2 separate regions of the Homo sapiens genome follow, and region 2 is linked to region 1. The links are chromatin contacts, found by Hi-C in ENCODE. All regions are on one chromosome and are shown on one strand. The core of a region is the stretch at or near the end of the contact, and the rest is flanking DNA. Distances in the headings are between cores, read along the strand shown. Region 1 holds the start of SLC25A28 (solute carrier family 25 member 28). Region 2 holds the start of STN1 (STN1 subunit of CST complex).

Region 1 (3,262 bases), core at 565-3,064:
CCAATTGACAAGGACATTTAACATTCTAATGTCCATTTTAGTCAAGTGCATTTACCCCGTTTTCAATGGATATGGCCCTTGTTAGGAGTTACCTTGTGTTAAAATACTCCTGCCAGTTTGCTGTCATTCACAAAGCTTAATGAGCGCTCCCCCCATTTCCTTATCCACATTCTAATGAAAAACATGAAACAGTACTGGAACCAAAGGGAAGTAAAAGGGATCTACTTTGCCTTTCCCAAGTTGATTCTCTCCTCCTTTTGAATACATAACACTTTCCTGATTTGAAGAGAAAACATACATCAAAAAGCTGCCAGGTCACTGTTTGACTATTACCCTTCACATGTAAAGGAGGCATCGGTCTTTGTCATATCAACAGTCCCCTCTAGTTTACCTCTCCCTCAATTCAGTCCTCACCTTTAATGGCTGGCACCTTTACTAATGTACAAGAATAAGAACTGTAAAGAACAATAATCTGTTTCTTTCTTCACCCAGCTTTCTTCAGAAGGACCTGACTTCAGTACACATAAATCATCCTGCTTGGTTGTGAATGCAATTAGTTTTACTTTCACAAGAATCGTGTCCTCTTGTTGATCTCTTTCCATTTTCTTCATACTTACATCTACTTTCTAATACCGTCACACTTCCTTTCTAGGCAACTTCTCCCTTTTTGCCAACTTCAGGTGGCCAAAGAAATATGCTATCAGTTTCATCTCTCTTGTTTGGAGGCTGATGTGCTCCCTGAACATACAGTCCTAATCCCAGCTCAATTTTCATGTTCAGGAAATAGGTGGGGTATCATGCTTGCTTCACAGAGAAACTGAAACCTATTCCTGAATACGATCTTTCCCACATTACTTCCAGTCTGGAATTCTGCATTCTCACTGCACAATGATTTCCAATCACTCATGTGTTAAGATTTAACATGTAAGTCCTTTATCTAGCTGAGAGATCCCAGATTCGGGTTCCTGCCCCGTCAGTAAGGGAAGATACAGCAAGGAGTTTGTAAAAGCACTAGCCCAGAAAACATCTCAAGCCGTTAGATCCATTTCAGGGTCTGGTTCACGCCAGTTGGCTTCACCTTAATCGAGTTAGTAGCACTTACCTGAGCTTCGGGATACCCCATCCCACCCTATTCCTGTTTAGTCCCAGGTGGGGTCCAGGGCTTTGGCTGACAGATTTTCGATCCTGAGTCCCGATTCAGATTTCACTGACGGTTAGAAATAGGTCCTGGTTCCTGACTGGGATCAACTCCCAGCTGGGACCTTGCTTGAATGGAGTGTCGGTTCGAATCATGTGGTAGTGGCAGGAGCCAGGAAGGAACCCATGTCGGCTCCGGCTCTCAGCCGGGATCCTGGCTCCGGACAAGACCCAGGGGTCGGGTCAGCCCCAGGTCGGGTTCGAAGCCGGGTGCAGGTCTCACCTTGACGCAGTCGATGGGGTACATCACGCAGTGCTCCAGGATCCCTGCCACGGCGCCTGCCACCATGTGCGTGGTGACAGTGGCTCCAGCCGGCAGCGCCTCGTAGTCCGGGCCGGAGTCCGGATCTTGTCGTACCGGGGGCCTGCAGGCCCCGGCCTCCCCGCCGCCGGCCCCCCGGCCCACGCCCCGCTGCAGCCACCCGTCCAGCAGCGCCGACTCCCCGGGGCTCCGCCCGGGCCCTGCCGCCGGCCCCCCCGCCACACCGCCAGCACCCCGCCCCTCCAACTCCATCCACCCGGGCCAGCTGCGGCGCCCACCCCCGCCGCCGCTGCCACCACTGCCGCCGCCGCCCCCCGGCCCCGTAGTGTCCGCCTCAGGCGCGGCCCAGAGAGCCCGGGGCCTCCGGCTCCCGCTTGGCCCCGCGGACACGCCCCCCAAGCAACCATTGGTGGAGACGCCAAGTTAGACCCACCCCTTTCCTTACGTACGAAAAATCAGCCGGTAGTATTAGCGAAGTCGCCTGTCATTCCTCCGCCCTGAGGCGTTGCTAGCGCCTACATCCCACCTTTTCCCCTTTGATCTTAGAAGCTTCTTGTTTATTGGTCACTGATTGGCCGACATGTGCGATCAACCCGCCTCTGACTTTTAGAAGGGCGGGAGAAACTTAAGGCTGAACTTTGATAGGCTCAACCACTCTTGATACTTTGACCGCGGCCATTGGCCCGCACCACGTCGGTCCCCGATTGGCTACAGAAAGAGCGACGCGCCCAGGGACTCTAGGGGCCGACTTCGGGCCCCTCACTAGCGCCTGCAGAGCTGCGGTCCCTGTGCGCGGGATCGCGTCGGGGGCGGGGCGGCGACAGGCCTTCAACGTCAAACTGCTGACGGGCGCCGTTACGACCCGCGCTCCCGTGCGCTCCTCAAATTCTGAGACGCGTGGCTGGAGAGCGGGCGGCCCTGGCCCCGGAGAGCCGTGTTCCCGCGGGATCTCGTCGCGGGCGTGAGGCGGGGCCGGCCTGGGCCGGTCATCCCTGGCTGGCGCGACCCGCAGCCTGTCCGGGAAGCCGTTGCGACATGCGGGCTGGGAACCGCCTCACCTCCAGGGGGGACCGCGGCGGCCCGCTAGACTCTGGTCGGGTCTGGAGTATTGGGCCCTCTGGCCGGACTCGGTGCTCCTCAGGCCCCAGCGCCCGGCACTGAGCCTCGCATCCACATTCGCAGAGTAAACCCAACAAGTGTTGAATGAATGAGGTTCCCCGGGCCCCGGCTGTCACTGGGCTCTGCGCCAGGCCAAGAGCCGAAGGCGGGGGAGGAAGATGTCGAAATGGGCGGGATGATTCACAGATGACGGCCGGTGGCGAGGCGGGGCTGGAGGCCGCATCCCAAAGGCAGCAGGGAAGTGCGGCGGCTGTGGGGAAGCTCGGACGCACGGCCTGGCCGAGTCTGAAGCATCAGTATTTTGTCCCTGAGCCGGCGCGCTGATGGGTCCCCCGCCTGGCGATGAGGGCTTCTCCCTCCCTCGGGTCAGCCCGGGTCCTGAGAGGCAAGGCCAGCGATTCCCGGCCTTAGGACCTCCTGCTCTAGGGAGCACGGGCGTCTTCTTCCATTTGCCTTCCCCGAGCGTGTTGGCACAAGCTGCCCGCGGTTTCCAGCTCTGTCTTCTCTGTTTTACCCAGATGATGCAACTGTGGACTTCTCCATCTGTTCATAGGTTTTCCTTGGATAGGAAAGATGTTTTCCTTTTTTCTTTCTAAAGTTTAGCTCTTCTCTGGGCTTCCTTTTTAAAAACTTTTTCTACTCTCTTCAGCAGTTGTTATTAACCTTTAGGTCGCGACCGTTTGG
Region 2 (3,262 bases), core at 336-2,835, 4.3 Mb after region 1:
AGAAGGACCTTGACTGGAAAGCTTCACTCAAAATAGCAAAGAAAGTTTAACCAAACTTCTCAAATAGCACAGTAAACATGTGGCTATTTGTGAATTATTACACAGCTACGTGAATTATTTAAATCCACCCCAAACTATACTTGTTATATTTTTAGGTAAGATAAGCCTATCTCTAGTAGCCACTATTCTAATACAAAAAAAAAAAAAGAAAATTTAAACTTTACATGTATAATGCCTTGTTGCTTCAACTGCTATTTCTATTTGAGGGCCCACTATATGCCAGGCACTGTTCTAAGCCCTGGGATTACAAAGGTGAACAAGACAGATGATGTTCTTCCTCTCAGGGAGTTTATAATATTTTGATTCTGCTTAATTCAAAAGAAAACAAACCCCCTTTACATATCAGGAATCAAAAGATTCCATTACACAGGGTTAAGCTCCATTTTTACAAAGAAACCCAGACTTTGCAGAAGGTGAGTCACATGCCCGGACCAGGTAAGTGGCACATTTAGGAAAGGAGCCAGGCCTAGGAATATCTGGCCCAGCGATCTCTCCAACAGGAGCAGGGCCAAAGAAAAACAAATGAGCATTTTTAAGCATGAAAGACCCTAAATGGAGGTAAAAACCCCAGTACAAAAGTTACTCCCCCAAACACCTACTAAAAAAAAAAAAAAAAAAAAAAAGATTTAGACTGTTTTTTTTACCTTGCAAATAAATGAACTCATGCGAAGGTCCAGGCTAGGTCCCTTTCAAAGCCTGCAGCAGGGAAGGCTCTCCTAAAAGCCTCTAATCCCAGCTTTCTGAGACTTTGGGAAAGGGTGGCAGATGCAGCCCAGGGCATCCCAGGGTGGCTAGCCACATACCTGGCACCTGGCGGGACTCCTTCATGTCCAGGATATCCCTGATGTAGAGTTTTGCAAAGGCTAGAAACACAGGATCCAAACCCCACAAGAGGGAAGGGGTCTCCTCTTCACACCGGCTGGATCCAGGCTGCATCAAGAGGCAGGGCTGTGGCTTCCAGCTAACTCTGAAAGGTTCTGCATCACTGAGTCAAGCATCTAGATGGGACACAGAAATGAGGATGCAATGCGTTTAACGTGGGTCAAAGTGGCACGGCCCTGACGCTGCTCCCAGGTGGGCGTCCAGGACTCCAGGAGGGGTGAACGCAGGGATCCAGGGCCCTGTCAAACTCCATGCCACGGGGCGTGTTAAGAGGCGTTCCTCACGTCAGGACGCCTGCGTTCCTTACGGCTCTCCCGCTGTTCTCCTTCCCACAAAGCACCAACTTCGGAACGGCTAAACATCAACTTTCACTCTGGGAAGATACGTCTGTACAGGCGTAGCAGAAACCGCTTGGGGTCCCGGGAGGAACGGGCGCCCTCGCAGCCCTGCACGTGTTGGGGCATAGTGGATGGGTCTGACTGTCGCTCTGCCCTAAACTTTCCGCTTTTGGGGATGAGCCAAGAAAAGGAGGAAAAAAGATACTAAAAAATGGACCCACTTGTAGCCCCTCCCGCCGCCTGCAGCTCCAGGAGCCCTGAGACCTGGCCCTTCCGGCGCTCGGAGCCGCTGGCGGCGACGACCCCGCCCGGCGCAGGAGCAGTTGGCTGAGGTCGTCTCTGGAGTTCCGGCCTGAGCCCGCCCCCTGCCCCGCCAGGGACCAACCCCGGTCTCCCCGCCAGCGCATTTCCTTTCTGCTGCAGCGCCTCGCCACGGCTCCGCCCCATCTCTCCCGAAGTCCCGCCTCATCCCACCCAGACCCCACCCATCCCGCCGCGGCCACGCCCCATCCTGCCCGAAGCCCCGCCCCATCCCGCCCGAAGCCCCGCCCCATCCCGCCGCGGCCCAACCATCCGCTAGGCCCCATCCAGCCGAAGTCCAGCCCGTTCCGTGCCCCGCCTCAGCGCAGCGTACTTTTGGTTCAGGCAGCGCTGCAGCCCCGCCTTCGTGCTAGCCTCCACCGCTGAGGCCTAGGAGGCGACCTTGAAATTCCTGCAGTTCTAACGCCGCTCTTCTAGTCACCTTTCACCCCTCCTCCTGCTGGTGGCGGGACCCTGAACCTGGGCCTCCTAGAGGTTGGGTCAGGATCAGACTATTTTTCTTTTTGATTCCTGATATGTAAAACAGATAAAAAGTAAGCAGTGCCACGAGTGCATTGTGGCATATTTTAAATGTTCATTTACAGTTGGTAAGTGACCTGACTCACACACTTAGGACTCTAGTTTCACTTGGAGATGTCAATATCTAAATTTGAGCCCTCGAGTGAATGTGAGGTCTTGACTCTGCCAGAGACTAGCCGTGCAAAATCATGACAATACATTTTGTCTCCTTTACCCTTGTTCGGTCTACAGTCTGGAAGGTTGTACACTTAAGAACTTTGAAAAGCTGGCATTTTGGTAAATCATGGCCACCTTGATGGTGCTTAGTCTCCAGAATTTCTATTTTAAAGTGAGGAAAGATAGCCACGTTCCACTCCCATAAAGAGCTACGTTACCCGAGACGTCAGGAATTCTTCCTAATTTACAGAGACTCTGGAAAATGGCAGGGGAGTACAGATCACCCTGGCAGACCATTCCCGGGGGAGGCAGGTGGTGGCCAAAGAGATAATTGCTAAACTATTTATCAGAGAAGGAACTTGGAGCCGCTGGAATGGAAAGTGTGTGTGTCATTAGACCCATGGCATTTAATTACCTCCCCGGCCATTTAAGAAGCTCAAAAACAAGAGTCCTTGGTAAAATACATTGCCCAGATTCTACTGCAATGAACACTAGGAAATGTAGGGTTTAAGATTTAATTAAGAGAAGACACTGGCTGGGCGCGGTGGCTCACACCTGTAATCCCAACATTTTGTGAGGCCGAGGCGGGCAGATCACGAGGTCAGGAGTTCAAGACCAGGCAGGCCAATATACGGAAACCAACCCCCTCTCTACTAAAAATACAAAAATAGCCAAATGTGGTGGCGTGCGCCTGTAATCCCAGCTACTCGGGAGGCTGAGGCAGGAGAATCGCATGAACCTGGGAGACAGCGGTTGCAGTGAGCTGAGATCGGGCCATTGCACTCCAGCCTGGGTGACAGTGTGAGACTCTGCCTCAATTAAAAAAAAAAAAAAAAAAAGAGAGAGAGAGAAGATACCTTCTCTTATAGGAGGAAGGCCCTTGCAAAGAAAACACACCCAGTAGGACAGGTGCTTCCTGCTGACCTGTCAGATGGGGAGAGACAGGTTGAGTGACATTTTCCTGACTGTACACATCTGCTCCAGGG

The links. Hi-C counts contacts between places; a loop is a spot of excess contacts on that map. Pooled maps may share reads with other maps.
Region 2: a pooled map shows a loop between it and region 1 (15-fold over the local background). The contact joins the promoter of STN1 here to the promoter of SLC25A28 in region 1. A Hi-C loop is called at or near these places in 8 of 50 pooled maps.

The regions. Positions count from the first base shown.
Region 1 is chr10:99,618,625-99,621,886 of GRCh38, forward strand. SLC25A28 (solute carrier family 25 member 28) reads right to left here and starts at 1,815. Exons shown (of 4, transcript NM_031212.4): 1 at 1,421-1,815. The coding sequence starts at 1,711. It overlaps SLC25A28-DT (SLC25A28 divergent transcript), which reads left to right and starts at 2,221. Exons shown (of 1, transcript NR_186534.1): 1 at 2,221-3,262. RefSeq lists enhancers at 1,041-1,623, 2,207-2,789, 2,790-3,262 and silencers at 1,506-1,665, 2,396-2,555.
Region 2 is chr10:103,916,599-103,919,860 of GRCh38, forward strand. It overlaps STN1 (STN1 subunit of CST complex), which reads right to left and starts at 1,586. Exons shown (of 10, transcript NM_024928.5): 1 at 1,502-1,586; 2 at 864-1,058. The coding sequence starts at 996. RefSeq lists enhancers at 1,048-1,377, 1,237-1,882, 1,513-1,807 and a silencer at 1,548-1,897.